7 separate regions of the Mus musculus genome follow, and regions 1, 2, 3, 4, 5 and 7 are each linked to region 6. Evidence: chromatin loops called from intact Hi-C (ENCODE). Cell type or tissue: gastrocnemius. All regions are shown on one strand. Region 1 has its middle 8.3 kb from the start of Gm32224. Region 2 overlaps Zmiz1 (zinc finger, MIZ-type containing 1). Region 3 holds the start of Zmiz1 (zinc finger, MIZ-type containing 1). Region 4 has its middle 2.1 kb from the start of Gm31838. Region 5 has its middle 17 kb from the start of 4930428N03Rik. Region 6 has its middle 9.5 kb from the start of Rps24. Region 7 has its middle 33 kb from the start of Gm41112.

The links. Peaks named below come from ENCODE experiments on the same cell type or tissue, not always from the same donor. Only the 100,000 strongest peaks of a DNase experiment are listed, where the experiment ranks them.
Region 1: it touches region 6 in a loop (2.7-fold over the local background); 5 of 42 quality-filtered maps call a loop at or near these places.
Region 2: a loop joins it to region 6, with 4 times the contacts of the local background. A loop is called at or near these places in 18 of 42 quality-filtered maps.
Region 3: a loop joins it to region 6, with 3 times the contacts of the local background. A loop is called at or near these places in 13 of 42 quality-filtered maps.
Region 4: a loop joins it to region 6, with 3 times the contacts of the local background. A loop is called at or near these places in 11 of 42 quality-filtered maps.
Region 5: a loop joins it to region 6, with 2.6 times the contacts of the local background. A loop is called at or near these places in 7 of 42 quality-filtered maps.
Region 7: a loop joins it to region 6, with 5 times the contacts of the local background. A loop is called at or near these places in 6 of 42 quality-filtered maps.

Annotation. Positions count from the first base shown.
Region 1 is chr14:25,117,684-25,121,683 of GRCm38, forward strand. No RefSeq gene overlaps it. Among named protein-coding and RNA genes, the nearest start is that of Gm32224, 8.3 kb to the right of the region's middle. In gastrocnemius, a CTCF peak has its summit at 2,498 (motif pointing right); DNase peaks (open chromatin) are centred at 2,491 and 3,028.
Region 2 is chr14:25,563,709-25,567,708 of GRCm38, forward strand. All of the region lies in intron 3 of Zmiz1 (zinc finger, MIZ-type containing 1), which reads left to right. Among named protein-coding and RNA genes, the nearest start is that of 4931406H21Rik, 21 kb to the right of the region's middle. In gastrocnemius, CTCF peaks have their summits at 2,235 (motif pointing left) and 3,736 (motif pointing left); DNase peaks (open chromatin) are centred at 1,744, 2,188, 2,493 and 3,737; H3K27ac peaks cover 1,036 bases.
Region 3 is chr14:25,457,072-25,461,071 of GRCm38, forward strand. Zmiz1 (zinc finger, MIZ-type containing 1) reads left to right here and starts at 2,114. Exons shown (of 24, transcript NM_001310666.1): 1 at 2,114-2,485. In gastrocnemius, CTCF peaks have their summits at 655 (motif pointing left), 1,711, 2,484 and 3,458; DNase peaks (open chromatin) are centred at 631, 1,229, 2,121, 2,675 and 1 more place; H3K4me3 peaks cover 4,000 bases; H3K27ac peaks cover 4,000 bases.
Region 4 is chr14:24,777,012-24,781,011 of GRCm38, forward strand. No RefSeq gene overlaps it. Among named protein-coding and RNA genes, the nearest start is that of Gm31838, 2.1 kb to the right of the region's middle. In gastrocnemius, a CTCF peak has its summit at 2,150 (motif pointing right); DNase peaks (open chromatin) are centred at 1,620 and 2,288; H3K4me3 peaks cover 1,243 bases; H3K27ac peaks cover 2,204 bases.
Region 5 is chr14:24,635,852-24,639,851 of GRCm38, forward strand. No RefSeq gene overlaps it. Among named protein-coding and RNA genes, the nearest start is that of 4930428N03Rik, 17 kb to the left of the region's middle. In gastrocnemius, no CTCF peak of the experiment used is centred here; no DNase peak of the experiment used is centred here.
Region 6 is chr14:24,498,184-24,502,183 of GRCm38, forward strand. No RefSeq gene overlaps it. Among named protein-coding and RNA genes, the nearest start is that of Rps24, 9.5 kb to the left of the region's middle. In gastrocnemius, a CTCF peak has its summit at 2,482 (motif pointing right); DNase peaks (open chromatin) are centred at 779, 1,997, 2,535 and 3,148; H3K4me3 peaks cover 305 bases; H3K27ac peaks cover 446 bases.
Region 7 is chr14:25,015,663-25,019,662 of GRCm38, forward strand. No RefSeq gene overlaps it. Among named protein-coding and RNA genes, the nearest start is that of Gm41112, 33 kb to the right of the region's middle. In gastrocnemius, a CTCF peak has its summit at 2,413; DNase peaks (open chromatin) are centred at 375 and 2,364.

The sequences.
Region 1 (4,000 bases), 620 kb after region 6:
CCACAGTAAAGAGCTGTCTTCAATGTGCCTGTGGGTTTTGTGACAGGAAGCTGATCTCACTGTCACCATCTTGGCTGAGAGCTGTGACAGAGATGGCAAGGGGCAGCTGAAGCATAGAGAAGTGGTCTGTCCTGGGAAGACTTTCTATTCCTGACTATGCTGATTAGATTTTTTTAAATTTAATTTATTTATTTATTTATTTATTTATTTATTTATTTATTTATTTTGCAACTTGACACAGCTAGGGTCATCTGGGAATAAGGAACTTCAGTTGAGAAAATGCCTCCATCAGATTGGCCTGTAGGCAAGTCTGTGGGCCATTTTCTTGATGAATGGTTGATGTGGGATGGCTAAGCCCACTATGGGCGGCGCTACCCTTAGGCAGGGAGTCCTGGAGTGTACAAGAAAACAGGATGAACAGGCCACAGAGATCCATTCAATAAGCAGAGTTCCTCCATAGTCTCTGCTCCAGTTCCTGCCTCCAGGTGCCTGCCCTGCTTGAGTCCCTGTCCTAGTTTCCCTCAATGATGGCTCATAGCATTGGACATGAAACAAACCTTTTCCTCCTCAAGTTGCCTTTGATTGTGGTGTTTTATCACAGCATCAGAAGCAAACTAATGCACTGCCCTACATTCTCCCCTTCCATCAATCATATTTCCCCCTGATATATGGAGTGCTGACTGAATGTCGAGCTTTCTCAGAAAGGCAGTCATTCAACCTGCTTCCCTTAGTATGAATGCTAGGGAGGGTGATTAGATCCTCTCCTTTGGACCACCCACTAGCATCCATCTTGGGATTTCAGATCATCTTTCAGCTTTGCACACACAAGGGCTTGTTTGCCGTAGGGTGGCTTTCAGGAAATCCTGGTATGGACAGAAGAGATGGACATGTGGCTGCTTCTCTTGGGGGATTGTTCCCAGGCATCCTTTATCCTGGACTTAAGTTTCAATTTACACAGCAAATAATTCATGGTTTTGGAGCTTACAAAGAGTGTTAGCATATGTTTAAACCCCATAACCAGCCATGATTCATTAGCCTTATTCTCCATGATGCCGATGAAGGCCTTGGCTGGGCCCACACAGCAGTCAAGCAGTACAACTAGACTCCAAGCCAAGCCTGACTCCAACAATGTGCCTTCCCAGCTACTCTCTGAGCTGGAGAGGATGCTCACCAAAGACTGGGACTCATGTGGAGTGGTGATTGGCCAGAGACCACAGGGAGCAGGTAGGGAGTCAGGGGATCTGAGTCTCAGGCCAAGTCCATGGCCATGTCTCCTACTGAGGCTCTTCTATGTACTCTCTAAATATCCCTGTCATTGAAGTTGATGGCTCCTGAAATGGAGTCTCTTGAGCAGGGACTGCAGGGTTTCTGTGAGGGATGCCCCTTTCTGTGTCCACACATGACCCATCAGACTTAGGAACTGCAGGGCTGGGTCGTCCGTGTTTGGCCCTTCCACATTCACCACAGACTTCTGATGCAATCTCATGTTTGCATGGCTGGCTTATATCATGCTTTCTCCACACCACTGCACCTTGGGTTTAACTTCATGGCTCTGAGGTGGGCCTGGGTATGGACACTTTCCACACTTCCTTATGAGAAGCCGGTGGATGACAGAGGATGAAGACTGTGAGACTAGCTGCTATTTTTCCTTACAGTGGTCACATGGTCAAACATTCCTGCTGGTCTTACAAGCATCCCACAGGCCTACAGACAAGGCCAAGTCTAGCCATGTTGGCCCTCATCAGGTGAGACCCTAATGGCATGACAGCACATGCATGGATGGATGATGTTGAAGTCCCAGAGGAGAGACATAATGGGAAATTGTCAAATCCCACTGTCACAGAAGCAGGAAAAATTCACAGTGGGGCTGTCCTGTGCCACCTGTCATCCTGTGTGGATTACAGGTGTCAATCTGCACACAACAAAGGCAGCGTTACACCACTGATGTAGTGCAGGGACATTAACTTTGTCAGCTTTAAGCCTCATGTTTAAATCTGCAGTGAGGACTGGAGATGTTCAGGTGGTAGAATACTTGCCTGTATGCACGAGACTCCGGGTTTGATTCTCACAGCCGTATAAACTGCATGTGGTGCTGGAAGCTTATAATCCCAGCACTGGGGAGGCAGAGGCAGGAGGATCAGAAGGTCATGGTCAAAGGCATCCTGGTGTGCTTAAGACTCTGTCTCAAAAACAAACAACAATAAATCTGCAGTACTGCTTTGACATCTCATCAGAGCAATGCAAACAGAGATCTAGTTGTAGCATTGTATAAATTCAAACAATATAGGATGGTGATCATTGAAACCCATACTAGGGAGCCGTGGAAACATGTTTTTCTCTGTTAATTCCTGAATTTTGAGGGTTGCCCCACCATGCTTCCTGGAGAAGTTGACTTGTGCTTCACCCACATGCCCACAGATTCCCTTCTTGGTACATGGGCATTCAAAGGTTATCTGTTGGAGGGATCCTGGCAAGCCCAGGGCCCCCAGACCCTCTAGAGGGCACCCAAGGACTCTGGCATGTCCTCTGCACCTTGGGTTGAAGCAAGAGTTAGCTTTGAAGATTTCCAGGCAATAATTAAATGTAATTTCAGGGGAAGAAAATCTGGTCAGTTTCGATGTGGGACAAATTGGCTTCGCCTATCTGTCTTGGAGAAAGCTTTGTGTGTTAGTCTGCTATCGGCCATTTTCCTGGAAGCATTGTTTCCCATTTCAATATAATTGCTTCAAAATAATGTGGAGGGATCAATTGCCACTTGTCAGCTGTAATTTTCTGTCACTGGGGGAAAATAATGTGGGGAGGAGAACAAAATATGAGCTAGCTTATTAGCCAAGATGGAGGGAGCATGGGAAGGCTGCCTCCACCCGGGACAGTGGGTTTATCTAGAAGACAACATGCTATTATGGCTTCTGTTCCTGTCCTTTTGGCTTCCATGCACTCCCTGTCCACAATTAGCAAAATCCGACCTCCTACCCCGATTCAGCACCGTTTCTACTCTTCCCATGAAAAGCCTTCCTGGCCTCTAGCCACGAAGACCTGGCCTTCCTTCCAGCTTAGTGACTTAGCCAATAAACACAGATCAAACACCCAGGTTTATGTAGGAAGTCTTTAGGCTTCAAAGAACTAGAGGCCTCGCTGACAGCGATGCCAACATCCAGCTCAATTTCCTCCTATCAGGAAGGTGACTTCAGGTTGGGTTTAGAATCCACTCCACGAGGACTCGTTTGTTCTTTGAGATGGTTAAATGGCCACCCAGGCTGCAGATAGCCACCTGCCTCCCTGCATGAGAAGAGGCCAGTGCAGGCACCTCCCACGGAGGAGTCGGCTCTTGCTAGGAAAGTCAATCTCTCCCAGGAACCCCTGGCAATGTTTAGAAACATCTCCGAGGTGGAAGTGACGTACAGCAAATTACACCTATTTAAAGTGCACGATCTGATCAACCTTAATTAAGTCCTCAGTCAAGACAGTTCAGAGATCAATGATCCCCACAAAATCTCTCCCAGAAATACACCTCCCCACCCTGCAGTTTGGAAAAAGAAATTATCCATGCCCCATTGTCCAAACTTGCTTCAGTAACCACCTAGAACTTGGAGAATACCTGGGAAAGCCAGGACTTTGATCTCTAAGACACATAAAGAAAGAAGCTCAGAAGTAAATGCTGGCCAGTTTAAGAGTGGACCTGTTCTGCCTACTGCCCTAGTATCAGCAAGAGGCAAGAACCAAGCAGTGGACTCTCTGGCCTTGCAATTGGCGGTAGCTGGGTCACAACAGAATTCTGTTGCTGTTAGCCAGTGGGTGAAATGGGAGGTAATGGAGCCTTTCAGACATGAGGTCTAGTGAGATCTGGGTCATTGAGATCATGCCCTCCCATGGAATCATGAAGTGGACACCTCCCAGCTACGAGGTGGACAACTTGCTGTGTCTTGCAGCCCCACCATGACGAGCTGCATCCCTACAGGCTTGGAGCAATAGGACCAACTGATCACGGGCTGAAAGCACC
Region 2 (4,000 bases), 1.1 Mb after region 6:
ACATTTGGGGTATGGGCTTCAAGATGCATAACTGTCAGCCATCCTGGCTGAAGGGGAGACAGGTGTGTGACAGTGACACTGAGGGGACTGGAGTAGAGTGAGTGAGTAGTGTCACTTGCCAACTACACTTTGCTGGACCTTTAGCGGTGAAAGGGCAGGCAGTCTGACCCAAGGGCAGGCCAAGTCACAGCTGTAGCAATATGTTCAGACCTCAGACTAGGAGGCAGCGAGCCACCCAAGTGAGGGGCTTGGGATGTGGGCTAAGAGCAGTGGGAGGAGGGGGACAGGCTAGGAGAGGACCAAGCTCCATGACCTCTGTCCCCCTAAAATTCTAAAGCTGCTTGTCTTAGGGTTTTACTGCTGTGAACAGGCACCATGACCAAGTCAACTCTTATAAATGACAACATTTAATTGGGCCTGGCATCAGGATCAGAGGGTCAGTCCATTATCTTCAAGATGGAAGCATGGAAGCCTCCAGGCAGGCATGGTACAGGAGGAGCTCAGAGTTCTACATCTTCATCTGAAGGCCACTAGGAAAAGACTGGCTTCCAGGCAGCTAGGATGAGGGCCTTAATGCCCATACCCACAATGACTCACTTCTTCCAACAAGTCCACACCTCCAAGTAGTGCCACTCCCTGGGCCAAGCATATTCAAACCACCACACTGCTGGAGGAATAGATTGGGGTGGTACCCTAAAGTCTGGCTTCTATGTTTCCTCTCTCTCTTTCCCTCCTTCCCCCTCCCCACCCCTCATTCCCTCCCTTCTTCCTTCCCTTCCTCCCTCCCTCTTTCTTTTTTCTTCCTTTCCTTTCCTTTCCTTTCCTTTCCTCTTTCTTTCTTTCTTTCTTTCTTTCTTTCTTTCTTTCTTTGTTTTTTTTCTTTCTTGCCAGAGCAAGGTTGTCCCCCTGGTCCTGTTTCAAAACACAGCCTCCAGTCAAGCTATGGGCAGAGTCTCCCAGCCCTGCTGCCAGTCCCCCTCCCCCCTCCCCCAACTCGCGCTGCAGATGTGCATGGTGATTGAATCATTTCTGCACACCGTTGCTCACACAGCTCCCCAGAGATGTGCTACTTGCCTGTGCAAGCTGTCAGGAGATGTGTGTGCTCCAGTGCATCTGGGCCAACAGCCCATGTGTGCACATACCAGCTATGGAGAGTGCAGAGGGGTACGTAGATGTGTGTGCCGTGTGAAAACACCTTTACCTGGAGACGCTCGGGTTTACTCGCTAGGCCTGAGAAGTGGGAAAAGAAAACACAGTATTTGTAAGATGGTTGTGAGGTGCTCTTCCCACACTGGGGTGCTCCGAGTGCCCACTGTACAGTAAAAATTCTCTACCCCTGTGTCCAGGGAAAGACCCTATATGTAAGACAGCCAGATGAGTTCTCGCCTGTTTGAGGCTTCTGTCCACTGTTTTCCACTGGTGTAGCTGAAGAGGTTGGCTTCTTAGTCCCCCTTCAGCTCTCTGCAGTTCATTCTCCAGGAGGCTTTAAGTGCACGGGGCCAGCTTGACCTGAGCGTTGCCAGGAGATGATACTGTCAACAGAAACTTCTCCCAGCACGACCACCCCTGGAAATCGGGAAGACTCAGCCTGACTACCATGTCACCAGCTAAAAACTTCCATACATGTAATGGTCTCTGGTCAGGCATAGCTTCAAGAGAGGCAGTGCCTGGGGCGTTGGGCCATCTGGCAGGGGGTTGGTGGAGTGGTGGAAGAGGCTTTCCGGGAGTTTTCCAGGCTACGGGCTCCACCGCTTGGGCAGAACCTTTGGATTTTAAAGTTGAATGTGCTGCTCCTACTGAGGTGGAGTTTCCAGGCAGCTGGAGCCCTTGGATTCTGGCGTTTGGCAGGCTGCCAGAGGATGGCTAGCCCAGGCCTTCATTTTACAGATATACAAACTGAGGCCCAGCTTCTTGCCCTGTTCACACAGTGGGAGGGTAGCAGAGCAGGTACCCACCCACTGTAGACCCCCCCAGGCTAACTAGAAAGACACAAGGACAGGGATGGCAGGACCACAGAAAAGTTTCCTGATTGAGTCCACACTTAATCAGAGGGCAGCAGACTGGAAAAGGCTACCAGGTTGGTACCAGGTTCTTGGTTGGTAGAGAGCCAGGTCCTGCCTGGGTGCTAGAGCTGCTTCCACTGATGGTTTTGTCTAAAGGCACCTGGAGGCAAACACAGCTGAGTGGTGCTTCTGTGGCAGTGGGGCGACCTCTGCTGGCCGCCAACGGCTTGCCGCTTCCTGACAACAGGGTGCTGTGATGGGGTTCTGGGTGGCCTTGCAAACCACTGGCTTTGGACCAATGGGATGGAACAAGGGCTTCATTTGGGACCCAGCCATGGCTTGAGATAGGAGTACGCAGGAGACTGTGGCCACCGGTCTTGGGGGGACATGGAAAGAGCAGCATGCTAATGGCTAGAAAGGCAGAGGTTTCTAGCTTAGCCCCGCTGGCAGCCTTGCACTTCATCTCTCAAAGGCTTTGCCTCGGAACTGGGCAGCCAGTGAAAACAGTGTGTACAGAAGCCAGGCTGTCCCTTCCATGCCCCACCCCCTTTTCCTGCCTGGTGCTAACCTCTCCTCAGGCCCTAGACCCTTAGCTTTCAAGTCCTTGCACCTTGCAGTGTGGAATTCAGGCCTGCCATCTCTGTTCATTCCTGTGTTATTGGCCCCCATTCTCTACTATTGATACAAGCAGTTTCAAAGTGACACCTCAACTAAGTATAATGTTTCAAGAAGCTCAAACAAGAGCTTCATGGATTCAAGGCCAGCCTGGGCTACATACAAAGACCCCATCTGGAAAAAATAAATGTAAAGGAGTGTGCTGTGTGGGCCTCTTTCTTCAGCTTTTATTTTATAAATGAAAATATATAATAGCTAGATAACTGTAATACCAGCACTGAGGCAGGAGGATTCCCCATGAATTTGAAACCAGTCTGAACTACAATGAGATTGTATTTGGGGAGGAGGGCAGGGACTCCCTCTGTTGTTCCTGTTGTCTGTAATGTCTCCTGACAGTTACCTCTCTGATGTCCTATGAGTCTCACAAGTGTTGGAAGCCCAGCCAGGTCACACCTTGATTCCATAAGATGGAGCCCAGACCTGGACAGATATAGACCATGTCATCTAGGACAAAATCATTATGGGTTTTGGGTTCCCCAAAACAAAATCAAATGGACTGTCAAGTTGGGAACAACTTTGCCCACAGGTATCCTGAAGACCTTTGAATCCAGAGACCCTGTGGAGGTTAGCCTGATCTAGAGTGGTACTGTCTGTCTCTTTGCTATTTGCCTCCTGAAGTGAGGCCTGGGGTCTTGACAGCGTTCATAAGGGAAAAGCAGCCTTGGGGCTGAAAGGTTGCTGACCAGGGATGTGCAAGCTCCTCATACTTGCTAGAAGCTTCCGTGGGTGGGCAGAGCATCCTTAGGCTACCGAAGATATCGATATGTGCAAGCATGTGTCAAGACCTCTCTGAGTTCCTGGTCCTAAATGGCATGGCCTTCCTGGAAGATCCTCCTTGGAGGCAGAACTTGGTGGAGCCACCAGTGACTCTTGTCTCCTATCCATGGAGAAACTGAAGCTTTGAAGCCAGGGACGACTGCACAAGGCCCTCCTGTATTTTAGAGTGCAGGACACCTTCGAGCTTTTAAAATGATGGAGAAGGTAGAGGTGTTCAGAGGACTTGAGAGTCTGGAGTCAGCATCTGGCCCTCAGGATGCTGTGGTTTGTCTAGAGTGCCCCCTGCTGGCTGGTATGCCCATGGAGGTCTTTTCCTGGTTGGTTACAGGCTCTGAGCTGGGTGCTGGTATTTCAGGCCTGGGGTTTCTTTGTGCTTCCTTTCTGGGTCCCCAGCCAGTCACTCGGATGACCTGGATTTGACTTTCTGGGCTTCTTTGGCTCACTACCCTTGTCCTAGCCAGCTTTAGAAGTCAGCCACACACACACACACACACACACACACACACACCGTATATGTATGTGTGTTTGGCTGAATATATATATAT
Region 3 (4,000 bases), 960 kb after region 6:
CAGAATTTGCCTCCAGAAAGGTAGCTTCCCCCCCCCCCCCCCGCACCCAGATACCCTTGCCCAATGTCCCTGTGGACCTGAGCTGCAGTCTACCCTCAGGAATTCCAGGCTGAGTTCTCAGCTGCCAGACAGTCACAGCTTTGAGAATGGATTCAAAGCGAGCAAACGCATTTTGCCTTCTTGTCTTGGTGATGGAAGGAGTGATCTCTCTGGCCCTGAAGGAGTTCAAGCCGAGGTCAGATCAGCCAGCCCTCTGAAGGATATTCTAAACTGGGGGTCTGTGATGGGGGGAGCTGTCCGGCCGGCTCCCCTGTCGGCCTGCGGTGCGCTCTGATCACCACCCAGGAGGCTCAGGACTCACGAGTCTGCGTGGCACGTCTGCGCTCCCCTGCGGACCTCGTCAATCAAACTGCCGCCTTGGCGAGGCCAAGACTTCATCCGCCCGCCCCAGGCCCTGAGAAAGACCCCCGCCCGGGCTGCCTGCCCAAACCCGCCCCCAGCGGTGTCATTGTTCTCTGACGTCACGCGGCGGCTCCGCCCCTCTCCCCCCACTTTTCCTCCCCACCTCCGGTTCCCCCGGCTGGCGGCCAAGCAGCCTCCGACGACCCGGCAGTGCAGGGCTCCCCCCGCGGCCCGGCCAGGGCTGCGCCCCCTTGCGCTCTTCCCAACTTGCCTTTGTTATTCCAGCTCCCTTCCTCGCCTCGCCTCCGACACCGTGGCTGCCTGCAAAACGCGGAGCACGGAGTTATCGCCACACCTGGAGTCCCTAGCGGGCTCAGACCCAAGCCTCCCCCGCCTGTCCTGAAGGGGAGCGCGTGCGCGCGCGCGCGCGCGCGCGGGTCCAGCCTAGACGCTTGTTGTCTTTAGGACTACATTACCTCTAATCGAGAGGCGGGTGGGGTTGAGGAAGGGATGTGGAAGAGTAAGGGGAACATGTGTGGTATGTGTACGCGAATGTGAGAGGTAGTGCACGGGGGAATGCCTCGTGTTTTGTTTTGTTTTTAAACGTACCGGGGGTGGTGTACACTATATTTGTGTGTTCAATTGTATGACTCCAGGTGCACGGGCATAACTGGGATGGAAAGTGTGTGTACAAGTGTGTGGAGGGGGTCATGCGTGCTATGAGAAGTATGCGTGCCATGCTGTAAGGTAGGCGCAAACCCGTTTGCCGTTTGTGTAGGAGTTTCTGTGTGAGTGGTAATGGACAAGAGCCAAAGGGAGTGCGCACTTGGATACACTTGGGGGCCGGTCTGTGAGGGGAACCTCCGCAAGTGAGCGCACCTAACTGCTTCGTGAGTGCTCTTCGCCACTGTAGGAGTGGAGCCCAGCCCTGGGCTGTGGGCTTGGTTGGGTTATTTCCACCTCTGCAAAGCGGGAGCGCTCGGCTCTCAGCGCCCCAGGCGCTCCCTACCAGGCACTAAGGCGTCCTTGCTCTTAACTTCAAGTAGTAGTGGGTATTTATGGTTCTCGCTGCACCTCTCGCTCTTTCTCAAGATGTCAATGGAGGCGCACTTTAGTCTCCCCTGCGTCACCGGTGGTAGTGAAGGTTAGGGTCCTCTCACCCTCTCTCACCCTGTTTTAGGAATAATCCCAAAATCTACATGGAAGTTTCGCACACAGTGTCTCATTAGCAATCCAGTCACCCCAATTCAGATAGCTGACAGCACCTGAGGTCTCAGTGCACTCCTGCAGGGGACCAGTAGGAAGCGGGGTACGCCTTCTGGAAGTAATTTTGCTCCTACCAATGTGATCCCTTCCTAGGCACATCAGTCTCTCCGCTCCAAACTTATGGGATGCGGAGAGGGGGGCGTTAAAGAGCAGCGAAGGGAGGCGAGAAGAGGGACGAGAGTGAACGAGCAGCAGAGGAGGGTGAGGGTGGCGCGGTGCCTAACAGGGTTCGGAAAAGAGCTGAGACCTGGGAACGGAGAAGAAAGGGAGGAAAAGAAGGGAAAGGAGAGAGGCGGAAAGGAAAGGAAAAGAGAAAAGGAGAGCGCAGCGAGCGCGCAGATGGAGAGCGAACCAAGGCAAGCAGAGCTGCGCGCCGGAGGCGCGGCACTCCGCTCCCGCCGTGACTCCGTGCCGGCTTTTGCGGGAGGCCGGCGGCGCGGGGCCCTTTGGAAATAGAATAGCCAATGTAATCTGACACTTCAACTTGCTCGGCTCCGGGCGAGTTGATTCACTTACTCACCCCCTAACGCCGAGTTCCTTTTCACTGTCTGTGGACATTAAAAAAGCGAGCGGCGGCGGCGGCGGGCGCCCGGGAGAGCAAGCTGCCGGCCGGGCGAGCAGCGATCCGGCTGCAGAGCAAGCGAGCAGCGCCCGCGCAGCGCGCTGACCCTAGCCCCGGCCGGTGAGGAGCCGGAGCCGGAGTCGGAGCCGAGTGGATTTCCGCGCTCTCGCTGCGCTCCTCCCGGCTCCAGCCTGCCCTACACGGCGGTGGCGGCGGCGCGTCCTCCAGCGGTGGCAGTGGTGCTCGCAGCGCCCGGTAAGTTTGGGGACAGAGCCAAGCGCCCGTTAACACCGAGGCTTCCACCCGCTCCCGGCGGATCATCGGGGTGCGAGCGCCGTGTACTATACTAGGGCTTTCCTCTTAAAGGTTTAGCTCTGGCCGGGCGAAAGAAGCCAGCCGTGCAGGCTCGGCCCGCTGCTCTGGCCGCCGGGGGCGGAGGCTCTGGCCACCAGCGAGCGCCCAGCTTGTGTAGAGCGGCTCCGGATGAGCGCGGGGACCCGGGGTTCTTCGGGTGTACGGGGCGCCGGTGCGGTTGTGCGCTCGGACTCGGTGCCCGCCTCCTGCCGGCGCGCCTCCCAGCCGTCGCTCCGATCAGTCGGGAGCCAGCCGGGATACGGATTCGGAGGAGGGAGGAGAGGACCCGGGAAGGACTGGCTGCTTCTCCCTTGCCTCTTTTGGAAAGATGTGAAGTTGTGCTCCTGTGTGCGTAGGAGAACCTCCGGGAAGGCGCTGGATTCTAGGGTGGCAAGGGTTGGTGGTGTTAAGTTGTGCCTCCGAATTTCTATGGAGAACACACTTTTGTACATGGGAGATGGGGGCGCGGTTAAGTTGTTTTGGGGGGAGAATAGCCCAGGGAAACGCGGCGCGTGGCTGAAGCAGGACACGTTGAAGAGATGTGTCGAGGCTTCTCGTTCGGGCTTCGGAAGCCGAAGGGGCTTTCAGGCCAACGCCTGGCCGGGGCTGCCCCAGTCGGGAGGCGAGCCCAAGGGGAAGATGTGTCTGTGTGTGTGTGCGCGCGCGTTGCAAATACGAAAGTAATTTCCCCGTGTTCTTTCTTCCTCTCTGTCTCCGGCGGCGGTGGCCCCGGGGGAGTGGGAGGCCGACCCGGGAGGAGATTGAGGGGCCGGGCCGGAGCTGAAGCTCGGTCCGGATTGTGGGAGGGAAGCTCAGAAAGCTTGTTTCACATTCCTGGCGTCAGGGCCAGGGAGAAAACAGTGGGGAGCACGGCCTCGGTGTCGCGGTGCAGGCTGCGGGAGCGCGTCGCCCCCTGGCCGGAGACATCTGTCCAGGAAGCTGGCCAGGCGGGGAGAGGGCGCGGTGCAGAGGGCAGGCTCCCCGCCCTGGAGCGGTGGGGGCGCGGGAGAGGGGCGGCCTCCTCTCCCGGCCATTGTGCGCCAGCAGATTTTCACGGGAGACTGCCCCGAAGCCGCGGGAGAAGGCCAGGAGCCGGCCACAGCCTCCGGTTTAAAAGACACTCCAGGAATGTAAACAACCCGGGCGGGAGGGCTAGCGGACAGGAGCGCGCCAGGACTGCGGGCTTGGGCCCCCCACCCTCCCCCGGGGACAGCGGATCGCCGCGGCTACTCTGCCCTTCCCTCTACCTGCCGAAAACTTTTCCTTTCTCTGGTTTACAGTTCCACCTTGTGCCTCCAGCCCGGAGCAGGGTGAAGGGCCTCTCCCACAGCCCGGGCTCAAGGAGCCGGGCATCCCGGCACCCGACCCGGGAGCCCTGGAAGGCCCGGCGGCCAGATCTCTGCTTCGATGCCGAGA
Region 4 (4,000 bases), 280 kb after region 6:
CTATCATATATCTATCTTCTATCTATCTCATCTATGTATCATCAATCAATCAATCATCTATCTCATCTATCAATCAATCACCTATCTACCTATCATCTATCTTCTCTCATCTATGTATCATCTATCAATTATCTATCTATCTATCTATCTATCTATCTATCTATCTATCTATCTATCTACCTACCTACCTATCATCTATCTATGAAATGTGTGAAAAGATAAGCCTAGAGCGTCTGTAACAGAGGTGCCTGGAAACAGGAGAATGGAGGGCAAGCCTTTGACCACCTCAAGCTATGGGACTCAGTGTTTAAGAGCAGATATTTGAGCCCTGAGCAGTGAAGGCTCCCAGGTTCTCAGTTGTTACCAGAAAAGCAAAACATGAAAGAAGACACAGAACTTCCTAGAACCACGTCCGACTTTGCTGGGTGTGCTTGGAAGCATGGGGGATGGGGTATCATGTCACTTGTCTCCTTTGGACTCATCTGAATTTGCTATCATGCAAGAATGACCTTCGTAATAAAGGGTATTGTATTTTCAGCAAGGATGTTTAAATCTACAAGCAGTCACCTGGTCTAATCTTGGTTGGTGCAGAAAGAGGGAAGCTCCTCTGTCCCTGTCACTGTGGGTTCTCGTTCCCAAGGGACAACATAGATCCAAAGCTATCTTTCCTCCCCCTTCAACTGTTTCCCCGACCCCAGGAGACCAGTGGCTCCATGAAGGGATAAGGTCATACTAGTTCCTCCTCCAGGCAGTACTCCCTGATTACATGGCCACCATCTCTCATCTGCCCTGGGTATAGATGAGAGTCAGAGGGCCTTAGGACCTAAGGTCATCTGAATATCTATACAGAGAGCTTACAACAGCTGCAGTGACACCATCCCCTTTGGTTTGTCATGTTTCAGGTGTGGGGTTATGTGCCTTTCTGGTCAAGACCAACCAGCCACCCTGAGCATGCCGGGATGGGAGCAGCAGAGGCGAGAGAGCGATGTGTTATTTTACTGAAAGGTCACACAGCCAGGCTAGGGCAAGGCTGGGATTCTACTTCCGATCTATCTGGCACAGGTGACTTCCTTTTCTGTGGCTATAACTCAGTCTTCTCTTCTACTCTGGCTTGAGGTTCAGAGTGTGTACTTGAACTTGCATATAGCCCTGGGGCAGTGCAGTAAGGGATAAATGGTAGAAACCCATGCACTTCTAGCAGATCTTCAAGAATATTCCAAAGCTTTTTCCACCCCCACCCCTACCCCCAGGCTTGGTCAAGGTCACGAGCTGCCCAGGGACAAACTGAGACTCCAACCTGGGTGAGTCTGACTGTCTGTCCCTGACCCTAGCCTGCAGACATGCCAAGCTTCTTCCCTGGATGCTGCAAGTATGACCACTTGAGCGATGCATACGTGGGAACGGAGAGCCTGTCTGGAGCTTGCTTTTGTATGGTCCCTGGGCTAAGACTGTTTGCATTTGGAAAGGTTTATAAAAACAAAAATCCAAAGCTGGAGCTCAGATGCATGCTTGGTTGACAGAGCTTAACGTGTTTCCTTCCTGGTCCTCTCAATTCATATAGAAGACAACTTCTTCATCCCACAAGCTAGTGGTCTCTTCATCGCACTCCAGTGGGCCTGGGCATATTTTAAATGAACATGAAAGGTCTCGCTCTGCGTTAGCCATCATAAAAGGGTGACTCCCTTTTATTTAATTTTTTAATTTTTGGGTGGTGATGGAGGAAGGATCTGTGCCCAGTGAAGAGAAAATGCAGCAATTCCATGGTTGGATTTCTGGAGTGAGGGAAGGATTTTTTTTTTTTTTCTTTCTGAATGGGGTTAAGTGTACCACTGCAGAGATAAACTATCTTACAGCGTTGGAGATCAGCGCTCTAGGTACCAGGCACTTTCCACAGGGCGGTAAAATGGGAGTCCCTGCCCCACCATACACCACCCATTCTGTAGTCAAGACAGTCCTGTACATTGAGAGACAGGTTCTGAAATTGGAGGAGGGCCAAGGAGGCAAGCAGGAAACGCGGGAGGTGCCGCTAGCACTGAAAAGTGAGCCGGCTCTGCAGATAAACGGGAGGGGATGTGGAGCAGGTGGTGCTGGGGCCAGGCAAGGAAACGGCCCCAGTAAAGAGCTCCGAGGTTGGGCAGCCTGAGTGTGGGCCTAGGGCAGTAGGTGTCAGCAGAGGCGAGGCTTTGGGGTTGGCCGGGCCCGCCCCTCCACCGCGCGGCCATTGTCTGAGCCAGCCGCCGCCTTGGCAGCAGAAGGTGACATCTGGTGACTAATGGCCGCGGCTGCGCGCCGCCCTCCTCCCTCCCACAGCGCCCAGGGTGCAGCTGCCACACTGCCAGCTTTTCTCTGTTCCCTCCCACTTCCTCCCCACTGTTCCTCTTGCGGGGCTGGGGACGGGGCGGACAACCGGGACCTGGAAGCAGGACAGATACCAGCGTTTTTTCCAGCTCGCTAGGCCCTCCCTGCGGGTGCCTTGTGTCTCTCGACTCCTTAACGCGCAGGCGCCTTCTCTTCCTCGCTGCAGCAGCCACTACCGTGCGCCCTTGTGGACAGTGCCACCCCTCAGGGATATCTCAGGAAGCAGCCTTGCCCTATGCTGCACATCTTACGGAGGGCACAGCCCAGTGGGCACAGGAGTTCACATGTCTAGGTACCAACACACGGGTGTAGGGCCCCTTGGTTACAATAAATGTCATACATTAGATACCTGAGTGTCTTTTCTGTTTTTGTGCTCACGCACATGGGAGGAATGGTTCTGGCTGACAAACTTGGGGACAATCTATCTCTGCGTTTGGAGACTCTCATAGCCTTGCTCAAAATAGGTGCTCTTTGGGCATGTACCTACACACTCAACACAGCAGGGGATTGTCCTTGTCAAAGTTTGAGGACAATGACAACAATGTAATTCAGATCCTAACCACTCTCTAAGCCAAACTACCCCTCCCCATGTTCATACTCCTGCTAAATTAGATGCACTTAAAAAACTGCATTTAAGAGGCTGAGAGGACGGCTCAGTGGATGAAATGCTAGTTACTCAAGCAGGAAGGCTCGAGTTTGAGTCTCCCCATGGGCTTGTAATTCCTAGAACGGGAGAAGAATCTACGGGGTTCACTGGCAGGCTAGTCTAGAGAAATAGGGGAGCTTTGGGTTCACTGAGAAGAGATTGAGAAATACAGTTCACACTCACACAAACACACACACACACACACACACACATCAGGAAAGAAGGGGGCAGGGAGGAGCAGTGGGGAGGAGGAGGAGGAAGTCCATTTTAAAACTTGGCCAGATGTTCAGCTTCTCTCTTACAAGATCAGAAGCCCTGCCACTGTGAGGCACCTTCCCAGCTGGCCAGTGTGGGTTGTAGCTGGGTTTGAGGTTCCTCTGGCCTCTTCAGCTGCTCACCTCCCTGTTCCGATAATCCACATCTCCTCCCCTGTGGACACTTGCTCTGTCAGTCCTGTGAGTGGCTGGGCTTCCAGGAGAGTTCTTAGCCTCTAGCCAGCAGTCAGAGCCCCAGACCCTTGAAGCTGGCAGTGAAAGTAAGGTGCTTGGTTCTCCTCACAAGCCCCAGCTCTGAAGACCACAGTAAGGAGACGTTCCCCATTGCACGGGGTTAAGGGGACTGTAAGCCAGGGAAGCCCTGTGTCATCCAGAGTACCGTCTTCACGTGATGTCATAGGGTCCTGCCGATGACTCTGAGGTGCACTACCATAATGGCTTCTACTCTAGAGTGGTAGAGGCTGGGGATGAATTGAGGTGACCACCTAGTTGTGAAGTACAACTGGGCACTGCTGCAAAACTTGTAATCTTGGTAGTTGGGAGGCTGGGGCAGAAAAAGCGTTTGAAGCCAGCCTGTACTATGTGTTGAGACCTGTCTCAAACACAAATGACCTCAGCCCAAACCAAGAAAGCAATGAGTTGGGAAGGCAGAAGGACGTAGGGTCCACACTCCTTTTATGTAGATGAGGACAGTACCTCTACTGGTCAGCTCCTGTGTGGG
Region 5 (4,000 bases), 140 kb after region 6:
AACCATGTTTGCTTTTTAGGGTGATAATACTTGGGAGGTGAAGCTAGGAGGGTTATACATAATGCATGTGTTTTAATGGGCCACGCGCTACGGCCCTCTTTAGTTGGAATGATTCGTTTTAATGTTCAAAATAAATATCAGAGACAATTTGCCAACAAAGCTGATTTTCTTCGCCCGCCATTAACTTAATCTTTATACCTCAGCTTAATGACAGAGGGGCTGTGGGATGGGCTGGGGCTTCACATTCAAAGTCAGTAGGAGGGGCAGGAGGCACACTCATGAGCCACAGGGTGATGGTCCATCTTGGTTTATGTAACAGTCCCAATCATTGCCCAGTTTCCTGGCCTTGTTACTCTGAGATGGGATCAATTGGCACTACCAATATCAAATGCTTCTGATAAGTCAAACCTCAACTTCCTATGGTTTAATAGAAAGGTAAAGATGTTTCCTGGTTTGTATGATACACTGTACAGTTTTACATCAGGGGAGACTGAGCCCTGCGAGCCCAGGAGCATGGCCTGGGAACATTGAGACTCATGAGGTATAAGCCCCAGGCTCTGCCCACTGTGTCTGCTTCTCCCTCTCATCTTCTGCTTTCTTCTCATCTGCTCATCTTTCCACCTACGCTTGTTCTTGGGTCCCCAGCTCCATGGCCTTCTTGCCACACCTGGAAGACAAATCCTGAGGACTTCCCTTGTTTGCCACGGCATCCTGGGGCTGATGGTATATGAGAAGGATTTGCAAACCCAAAAGCTGATTACAGCCTCACCACCCATCCCAAACCAGTCATAACTGCCCCGCCCAGCCCCAGAACACTAATCCCTCCTACTTAGGCTGCTAATTAATTTTAGATATCTATATGGAATTTAAGGAAGGTATGAGGCCTGCTGCCCTGATCCTTACTAAAGATGCACAGGAACACAGAGTGATTGTCCCTTCTCACTCAGAAATGTGCTCTGACCTCACTCGCAGCTGCTGGCAGGTCAAACTCAGTGGATTTGGCTCCAGAGTTCCCTGGTTCAGTGCTGTCAGTCTGCCCTGTGTTGCTATATCCAAGCAGCAACTGAGGGACTGAGAGAAAAATAATGTTCTCAGTTTCATAGGTTTGAGGCAAGATCACTCAAGAATAAGCCTGGGAATGTGGCAAGATCTTCAAGTGGGTATCATTCCATTTCAATAGGTAAAACAGGAGATAAAGAGATGGGACTTAATATGACAGTTATAGCTCTTCTCCCTATCTATCATCTTCTATCTATAGATCACTGGATTTAGAAATGGTATATTCTCAGTTTTTTTCAAAATTTATTTATTTATTTACTTATTTACTTATTTATTTATTTATTTATTTATTTATTTAATGTATATGAGTACACTGTAGCTGTCTTCAGACACACCAGAAGAGGGCATTGGATCCCATTATAGATGGTTGTGAGCCACCATTTGGTTGCTGGAAATTGAACTCAGGATCTCTGGAAGAATGTGAGGGCTCTCAACCTCTGAGCCATCTCTCAAGGCCCTAGTCTCAGTTTTACAGTTACAGAGTGCAATGTGGGCTATCTACAACAAGAAGACAGTAGGAGCTGAGACCCTCTGCACCTTGGAAAACTCTCTTGGCTTCTCTAGGCCTCAGCTTTCTCATCTGGGTGTTGGGAAAGCTACCCATAAATTCTCTGCTGTCTACCACCCATGGATATGCATGGGTTTTGTGGGGATATGGCCAGTGTGGGCTACAGAGCAGGGTCCAAGCCTTCATGTTGGAGGTCTCTCCCTGCAGCACACTGAGCAGTGGTATGACTGCCCTGGAGAAAACTCTGCTCTTTCTGGGCTTTGGCTTCCTCTGGAGGCAAGAGGTGGGTAAGAAGCAGCTTGGTTTGTGTTGAGGACTGACGTCCTCATGCACACATCTGGCACTGGCCAGGCTGCCCTTCATAGGCCCTGTAAGAATGGCTCTGGCTCCTCTAAGCTTCCCATATCATTGTCTACAGTCTGCCTCAGAAGCTTCACAGATGGAGGCTTTATGGGGTGGAATACCCTGTTGAAACTTTTGCTGACCCTTTCTGCACAGCCCCCGCCAATGGTCTTCATGGAAGGACTGCTGCCTACCCCAGGCCTGCTGTGGTCCTCAGAATTCCTCTGTACCCGGTGCTGTAGACTCCAGCTACCCTAGAGCCACTGCACAGAAGGGGACATTCATCCACCTATTCTTTGTGTATGTCCATGTGTGTCCATGTACATGTGTGCCCATGTGCATGTGTGTCCATGTGCATGTGTGTGCATTTATGTGTGTACAGGCCAGAAATTAATGTCTGGTGTTTTCCCCAGCCCCCCCTCCTCTCTCTCAATAGAGTCTCTTACTGGACCTAGGAGTCTCCATTTTGGCTATATTGGTTGACCAGAGCTCCTGTCTCCTCCTTCCCAGTGGTAGGTTTACAGGTAACCACCACTGTGCCTGCATTTTTATATGGGTTCTAGGGATGCAAACTTACATCCTTAAGTTTGTACAACTGCTTTATTGACTGAGTCATCTCCCCAGCCTGTTATCTACTCAGTCTCTCACCACCCCAGGAGCCTTGGGTCCTCCCTACCCCCTGTCCCAGACATAGCTTCCTTCTCCCTGTTCAGTTCCCCTGATGGAGCTGTGAACTCTTACGTACCTACAAGGTTTCAGGCCCATTCCTCGGGGACAAAGACTGAAGCTGCAGGAGGAAAAATATTCTGGGATCTGATTCCTAGCTCTGCCTCTTTCCAGGTCCATGGACTGGGGACAAGTTGGTTTCAGCTCTCTGAGCCCAAGCATCTTGCTCTGTGAGGTGGCACATGGCGAGAACACTTGAGGTGATGATGTGTTTGTACTTGCAGCTCAATCTTCATTCTTTGTTCATCCTTCCATTTTGGCTCTCTTCAGGTAGGCATACTCTGCAGACATCCTTCCCTGGCTCGTGAGGCTCCTTCTTGGTCCTCATGACCCAGGACTCCCCTCTGCCTAAACACCATCTCCTCACCTCAGCACAGAGCCTGAACAGTGGAGCTTCTTCTCTTCTTCATCCTGGATCAAGCAGATGATCACCAGGCCGTTAGGTGAGAGAGATTTCCTGGGAAGTGACAACTGGCCCTCCTTCCTGAAGAGTCTGAATGACAAGCTGGATGGGTCCCCAGAAGCTGCAGGGAGAGTGTATCTAAGTCTCACCCTACCCAAAGGCATCTGGACAAAATGAACCTCACTTTGCCCAGGGTTTGAGAGCAGCTGGCAGACCTCTGACTCTCTAATTCATTGGGTCTCTACCATCTAGTCTTGCCCTTGGTGCTCGGAGGAAGGAAGCCTGGAGCCCTCTGGATCCTGCTGGACTCTAATACTTTCCAAGAGAAGATACCCCAGTGTGTTCTGCTCGCTTTACTTTTGTTATTCTAGTCAGCTTTCAGGTACCTGAAGCTGACCTTGAGCTTGCTAATATAGCTGAGAATGGCATTGAACTTCTGATCCTTCCGCCTCCACCTCTCAAATGATGGGATTGCAGGTGCCTACTACCACTCCCCATTTGTGTGAACACAGGGCTTGAACCTATGACTTTGAGCATGCTGGGTAAGCACTCTACAGAGCCGCCCCCCACCCCTCCCCCGGCTCCTCATACCCATTTTAATGCCAACTTCTGCTCTATGGTTTCAGAATGGGAAATCCAGGATCAAGGCAAGCACTGGGCAAGGTACGGAGAGATTTACAGGGCTCAGTCTGTCCATTGTTCCATTCTGGTCCCAGGGCCACTGTTGCCTGACCAGCTTCCAGAAAGAGTAACTACCAGGTGAGCCTTGTCAGCCAGGCCTTCTATCCTTTCCTTGGCCAGTCTGGCTTCTCGTGACTCCCACACTCCACAGAGTATCCTTGCCCCCAAACGTCTGGCTCAAGTCCTTGCAGAAGGCCTTGTCAGTGTTCTCACCGGATAGGTGGGTGTGGGAAGGTGGCAAGGTTTGGACTTGCTTTAATCATGTCCCCTAAAGGTTTTTG
Region 6 (4,000 bases):
CTGATAACTATGATAACGCGCTCTGCTTTGGGCAAGCCTTTATAAGAATGCAAAGTTGATCTAAGTTGATCGTGTCTCATTACAATTGACATGAGGGTGACTTACTAAGTGATCTTACTACAGAAAAGGCCCATGCACCGCCCCTCCAGCCTAGCACTAGCTGGAAATTAATGAGAACGAGAGCACAAGGCTCAAAACTCCAGACCTTGTGCCTACTTGATGTGTGGTGTGTGAGCTTCCTTCCATGTAGAAACCATCAAGGGTGGGAAGAAAGGCTGGAGATGGTTCTGCAAGTGTAGTGTCTCCGTTGTGGTGTTGGGGGCTGCTTTTAGATTGCCCCAGTATCCTGTGTGTGTAGCTTTCAGTTGTCTTTCATTGCTTTCCTTCCTTGCCAAAGTAGAATTTTAATTTGGTCCAAGAAGACTTATACCAAACTCCTGGAGCTGAGGCAGGTGGGTTATAAGTGGTACATTATGGGCACAGTGGTCTACAATTTACCTGGAAGGATGCTGGTGAGGTCTGACAACCAGTAGTTTAGGTTGGGGAGGTACCATGTGAGGGTGGGATTAGGACGCAGTTTTGTGACTCCAAGGTAGTACTGTATGTTCAGTCACCAAGCTGCTTTCTTTTGGGCATGACATTGGTCAGTGAGGTGCCATCTGCCATAGGGATACTGAATATAGGTAGCCTAGCCAACCACATTACCCATTTACCAAGTTAACTGTGCCCTGCCAGTCCCTGATCTGGCACCTGGGGAGGAAAGAAGCCAATAGAGGATCTTGTGGTCTGGCTCCTGGAGTAGCTAGCAGGTTGGGACATTGTGGCAGTCCACAGCCAAACTTGGTGTAAGGCCGTGGATCCTGGAAGGTTTCCGGAGGTCATGGGGTTAAGTGATGTGATCTGGCTCAAATTCAAGAGCAGAGTCACATTCAAGGCCATGAAAAATGATTAAGCAGGTGCGTGAGGGAGTGGCCGTTCTGTGGTGGGGCAGGGGAAAGATGGAAATCCTGAATTTGTTTAGGTGGCTTCAGACAGTTGCCCTTAACTCCTGCTGTTTTTACAGGAGAAATCCCATTCTGAACAGACCTCAGACCAGCAAAGATAGCTGGCTGACTCTGGGTTATCAATGTGGACAGCACAAATTCTTGAGTCCCAAAGCACTACACAGCTGTTCCTCCGTTCTCCAGACTTTCCTCCTATGCCAGACCTGAGGCCCTGTCTCCCATAGTCTTCAGGCTGGGAGTGGGAGGATAAGACCTGATGGAGCAAGCCGCCCCCCCCCCCCCCCAAAGGTCAGCAGGGAACAACCCCAGGAAGACCCCGTGTGCCAGGCTGAGGACTTTTCTCATTCATTATTTTGGTTGAGTAAAAGAAATGTGGAGAATTAGAGATTGAACAGTAAGTGGAGTGTCCTTGTCACACGCTGAGTTTTTCCACACAGAATACTTGAGCCGTTTGACTGCTCATCAGGCACGATGGGAAGATTACAGCTGGAGAGGGCTGATGAGCGGGTATTTGAGCAGTGTACTGGGAAACGGCCCGGCCCGGTTCCTGCTCCTCAGCGTCCAGCAGCAGGAGCTGTTGGGGAACAGAGGGCTCCCACCCCTCCCTCTATAGCAGGTACAAGAGCAGGGTTGAGTAGTGAGGCTTTGTTAAAAATACTCAGCTGTTCACCTGTGTTCACTTTGTAGCTCGGAGTGGGAGCATTCATTCATCTGAAAATTTAACAGCTTTGAGGCTTGGACTCAAAGTTCACAAAGGTCTTTTCTGCCGATGTCTCTCGATGTGACAGGTCTTGTCCAAGAGAAGCTTGTGGATGAATGATAATACTACAACTACTGCTAATAAACATTCCGGGCACAAAACTAGGGAGATGCTTAGTGGATAAAGTTCTTGCACTTGTGAGGACTTGAGTTTAAATCCCTATCGCCTACAGAAGAGCTGGGCTGAAGCGGATACCCGTAACCCTAGTGCCAGGAAAGCCACAGGCAGATTTCTGGGACGCTTTCCAGCCTAAGCCTAAATGATGAGAGGAGATCTGAGGTCTACTTCTGGCCTCCATATGTGCATGCACGTGTAAATATATACATGTGATAAACACATGAACAGATTTATTGAGATTATACTGGGATCTGAGTCTAGGAGGGAGGCACAAATAAGCCCATTTTGCAGATGAAGATGTTGAGGTTTACAGGGAGCTAAATAGTCAGCCTAATGAGCCAGAGTAGCTAAGGAAGGTCATGGGTATTCACTCTAGCCACAGCACCAATTGCTAACTTATTAGATCTGCAAATTTCCGGACCGTACTCAGTCAACTACTGGAAAGTGAGAGTGGAGCCCAGTTACCTGGGTTTTAGCAAGCCTGGCAGGTACATTTGGCGCGGAGTAAAGTTAAGGGTATTGGGGGAGGAGACAACTGTGGGGGCCAGCAATGGATGCTTTTGATAGCCATAATACTGAACCTTCCTTGGTGGAATAAAAGTGGTCCCTGCGGCTGTCTTCCACGAGGGGGCACTGTGGATTCAGGCTTGGAATCGCCGGCTTTGTTGTCCCGGCGGCTGCTGCTGCTGCTCTCGGGAAGCCTGAAGAAAGCCTGCTGCCAGATTAGCTGAGGGGTCAGCCTTTCTTCTTCCGGGAAGGTCTGCCGGGGTGGTAATCTTGTTTACAGGATTCAGCCCTCGTGGTGAAACTGAACCTGGAGGGCTTGCTGCTGTTCACATGTGCATGGCGATGCCTACCCATCCGTGGGGCAAGGTCTCTGAAGATCCTCTGCAAACAACATTCCCCTTTTGTAGCTGCCCAGCCAGGCAGCTTACAGTTCCTTTGGAGGGCAGAGCACTAGAACCCCAGTAGCCGATTATGGCTCAGCGTTCAACGTGCTTCCGTGTCATAGTGTTGTCTTGTTTAGATGGGAACAGGAGCCAATTTCGAGTCTTCATTTTGTGGTTTGGGGCAGTTTTCCTTCACCTCTGGGCCCCAGTTTCCCAGGAGATTGAAGGGAGTAGCTTTCATTAGGTGGCTCTCAGCCCCTCTTTCTCTCCATGTCTAAAAATCCTGCCCTAGGGAAGAAAGGAGGAAGCCGACAACCCCCCTTTCTGTCTCCTGGTCTATCCTCCCCTCCTACAGAAGAAGCGTCAGGCTTATAGATCCTCTGCTTTTAAAAATAAGTGTAAATACACACATGCAGATAACAACATACAAGTCCTGCCCCAGGGGGCCGGGGAAGAGCCCAGCTCAGACTCTGAAAGGCATGTGGTGCAAGGACACTGCAGGGGCTGTGACATGACATCCATCTCTGGTGTACGTTTCAGTAAGCCTTTCCAGGGACTTGCAAGGCAGTAAGGTGGAACCTACCAAATTGGATTTTTTTTTTTCAGGTCCTTAGACACCCAGGATTTGCCTCTATATAGATTTCTATTCTGTGTGTTTGGAAGAAGGAAAGATTTACATCATGGTCTCCTCTTGGCTGCACGTGTTTCTTCAGAAAATACATTGTCTCACAGTGACTTCAGCATTTCCCTCCTTAATACAAAGGACTGGTATCTTATGTCTATAGTGGCTGCGCACTGAAGAAGTTGAATGCCGAGTTAGGCATTGAGCCTCTGGCATTGGCCAATATGAGCCTATAGAAGTATCCAATACCAAGGGAGATTCCAGCCTTCTGCTGACTCCCACCGTGTCTGATGATACACAGCATTTGGTTAGAAACTGCCCACCCCACCAGCAAGACCACTGAGTCATAACTCTCCACAGTAGAGGGTACAGGTTAAGCCAGATAACTACCTGATTTCCCAGAGAAGCAGAGGGCCTCTTTTGTTGTTGTTGTTGTTTTTTGTTTTTGTTTTGTTTTTTGGTTTTTCGAGACAGGGTTTCTCTGTAGCTCTGGCTGTCCTGAAACTCACTCTGTAGACCAGGCTGGCCTCGAACTCAGAAATCTGCCTGCCTCTGCCTCCCGAGGGCTGGGATTAAAGGCGTGCACCACCATGCCCGGCCAGAGGGC
Region 7 (4,000 bases), 520 kb after region 6:
AAAAAAAAAAAAAACCGATTCCACTCCAGAGCCTCTGCCCCAATCCATCTCTGTTTATTTAGTGCCTCTCCCTCTCCTGATTCATGGCAGGCTTACAAGAAAGGAAAGCTAGACAGGGAGGAAAGGAGGGAGACAAGGAGGGAGAGGGGAGGGGGGAAAGGAGGAGGAGAGCAGAGGGGAGAGAGAGAGAGGGAGGGAGAGAGGGGAGAGAGAGAGAGAGAGAGAGAGAGAGAGAGAGAGAGAGAGAGAGAGAGAGAGAGAGAGAGAGAGCTTGGCTGCATATATCACGTCCTCCCCCAGGAAGCCTGTCAACAATTAGCCAGGAGGCTGAGGTGCTGAAGCCTCAGAGCCTTCCTGAGACATTCTACACAGGCAAGCATCCTTGGCACCTCCCCAGCCACCCCTAGCTTCACTGTATCTGTGCTATGAGACCCTGGCTGGACCACTTAGACTCTGAGCTTGTCTGCCACATAGAAGAGAGAGGGGGAAAGCATGAAATCCTTTCTCCTGGATGGTTGAGCAAATGCAGTCATAGACACAAAGCAACTTCCATTTGGGAGGGGATTTTAGATGCCATCCTTACAAGGTGAGGCTCGGGGCTGGCAAAGTAACTCAGAGGGGAAGAGGGGTGCCCTGTGCAAGTCTGAGGAGCTGAATTCCATCTCCAGCCCCCACATTAAAGGAGAGGCCAAGCATGGCCACTTGCATACCTGTAACCCGATGCTGGGGGGGGGGGCGGGGGGAGACAACAGGATCAGTGTGGTTTGTTGGCTGCCAGGTTAGCTCCAGGTTCAGTGAAAGACCCTATCCTAAGGGAAAAGATAGAGGGGGTTGACCAGGTTGTCAACATCCTTCTTTATCCTCTAATGAAGAGTATGGGCATGCATATCACAGTGCAGACACATGAGCTAAATGTGTGTGCAGATGTGCGTAATACACACACATAAACACAGAGAGAGAGAGAGAGACAGACAGACAGACAGACAGAGAGACAGAGAGAGAGGGCGAGAGAGAGACAGAGAGACAGGGACAGAAACAGACATACAGAGAGACAGACACAGAGAGAGACAAAGAGAAACACAGACACACAGATAGACACATACAGAAAAGGACAGACAAATATACACAGACAGACACACACAGAGAGACAGACAGAGACAGATAAACAGACAGACAGAAATAGACAGAGACAGATATACACAGAGACAGACATACATACATACAGAGACACCCAGACATACACAGAGTCACGCCCACAGACAGACAGACAGACACAGGGACAGATAAACAGACAGACACAGAATTAGACAAAGACATATACACAGAGACAGACATATAGACAGACATACAAACACACCCAGACACACCTAGAGACACGCACACAGAGAGCCAGACAGAGCCAGACACACACACGCACATGCACACGCGCGTGCGCACACACACACACACACACACACACAGAGAGAGAGAGAGAGAGAGAGAGAGAGAGAGAGAGAAAACACAGCAGCAGCGTTCAAGACAGATGGACCCACCCAAGCAGCCTGAGTAGAACTATTGCCATTTATTCTAACTGCTGAGGTATGCAGGGCCATGAAGCACAGTGGTGTAAAGTCCCTCATTCCCAATTTTATAGGTGGGGGAAACTGAGGCACACAGAATGACTTAATCAAGTAAGTTAGATGCCATCACAGAATAAAGTCTCGTGTTTCCATCTCCCTGGATACACAGATTCATTTTTAACAGAGATTGTTCTACTCAGTTCTGTCTCTGTTCCCTCAAACCCTGTACTTAGACAGGCCATCTTTGTCATGGCTAGTTCTGGTAATACTTAGCCCCAGCCCTCGCTACATGAGCATAGCCCAGAGGAACTGATTGCAAACATGTCTCAGGCCCCACCCAAGAGGGCAAGTGTGTACTGGGTCCAGCATCTTGGGGTCTACAGTGGCGTTGGTAGCTCTAGAGAGGAACATGGTGGAGGACTGCTGGACTTGGTCCTCCAGCAGAGGAAGGGACAGTGTTCCTTTATCTTTGGATCCTAAGCAGAATTGCCTGCATCTCGGTTTCCTTATCTATGACTCTTTCCAGGCATACTGTAAGAGCCAAGCAAAACATGGTGCCTGATTCCTTTATAAAAAAAATGCTTTGGCTGACCCAGGAGAAGCTAGTGAGGAAACCAGACCAGTGTGCTCAGTGGAAGATCACCAGCATACCAGTCACAGAGGCCATCGCTTAGGCCATATCCAGGCCTGAACTAGGCCCAAGCAGGGTTGGCTGGTCCCAGCAGGAGCTAGGTATTGAGCACGTTAAGAGTACACAATGGCAGCCATATGATGGGGCTCTTGGTACTCACTGCTCACCAGGCTGTTGCTGGTTCCTCCAGTCTTCATCTGGGATACAGACAACAGCGCCACCCATGGCCAAGCAGGAGAAGTGCATCTCAGACAGGAAAGGCTGCTGGGGGTACTTGGTAGTATACTTTGCAGGTAGGGTAGTCAGACCCTTCCCAGGCTTTAGAGTCACAAAGGTACCTTCCTGGGACCTGGTGCAGGACCATGGTTGGAGTAGGTGACTGTCACATCTCTTGTTTTCACGAGCCGTGGTTGTATCCATGCTCAGAAGATCTTGATTACCTCTCCGGGCCCACAAGAGAACCAGACAGAGCCAGAAGGAAAACCTGACAGCCCTTTAGTCATGCCACAGCCATTCTTAAGTCAGGGAAAGAGAAGACGACAGAGTCAGGCAAAGAGGAGAAAAACCACAGTGTTTAAGGCTAAGAAAATGGTTGGTGACCAAAACACAGTCCCATGTGCTTGTGTGCACTTAGAGCAAACATGCAGAGCTGCTCCTAACTTCCCGGGGGGGACAGTCCATGCCTTGGGTACCAATGTGTACCAGTGCTTCGTGAACATCAGGGGACAGCCCCCAGGGAATCAGGAAAATGTTTATGTACCTGGACAAAGCTCAAGGGCCATGTCCTTGAGTGGAAGCCCCTAGCCCTGTATCTAACACCTCCCTTGGGCGAACTCTAGAAGAAATGGCAATAGAGTCAAGAAATATGAATTACAGTCAAAACCTTCTAGAGCTGTCAGGGGACTTCAAAGACACGAAGCAAGGCCAGTATATGTGCTGCTCTGAAGGATATGCGTTTTTTCACGCTGTTGTCCTGGAGATCACACCTGCTAAAGCCCCACTTTAGCTACATCTGTCTAAGGCTAAGCATCTTTGATTCTGGTACCCTCCTGATTTCCATGCCCACCATCAGTCAGAGCACCCTTGGCAGGCAGACATCCATTCTCTTCCTGTGATAGGGAATCGGTATCTCATATGATTCCATTTCTTGACCCTCGTTAGTAAGACATTTCCTCATGTGAGCTAACAGCTCTGCCCGCTCTCTGTGTGCCATGGCCACTTGTTAGAGATCTCAGAGGATAAATCTTTGCCCTCTACAAGGCCTCCAGAGACACTGGGTGACCAGAGACCTCACGAACATAGTCTTTATCAGACTTGTGGGGAGCCACAGGCAACTCTCTACACAGAGCATTGTTGTTCTTCTTTGAAGGCGTTTGTCCTACTTTAATGAAGACAACAATGACATGTAAGAGGCAGGAGGATGACTGGCAGTCAGAGGCCACACCACACGACTGACAAGATGAAGAAGCAGACTGGGTTTGTGGCTTCTGATACTTACTGACTGGACCTCAAGGTCAGGATTACAGTGGGCTTGAATCACACCATGTTCTTACTAGGGCACTTGGCCCCATTATACATAGCTTTTACAACCAGTGTGCACCCCCGTGGCCTCTGTGACCTTTAGAGGAGGGGACAGTTTGTTCTTCAGAAGAGGACTAGACAGCCCAGGCTATTGGCTTTCCCCCAGCAATTCTTGGGGCTGCTTCAAGCTGAAATGTCTGGAAACTTGCGAGGCTCATAAGCAAATGGCTTCACAGAAGTGCTTGTTAACATTTCCTCTGTTGGAGACTGAAGCAGACAGAGTCAGAGC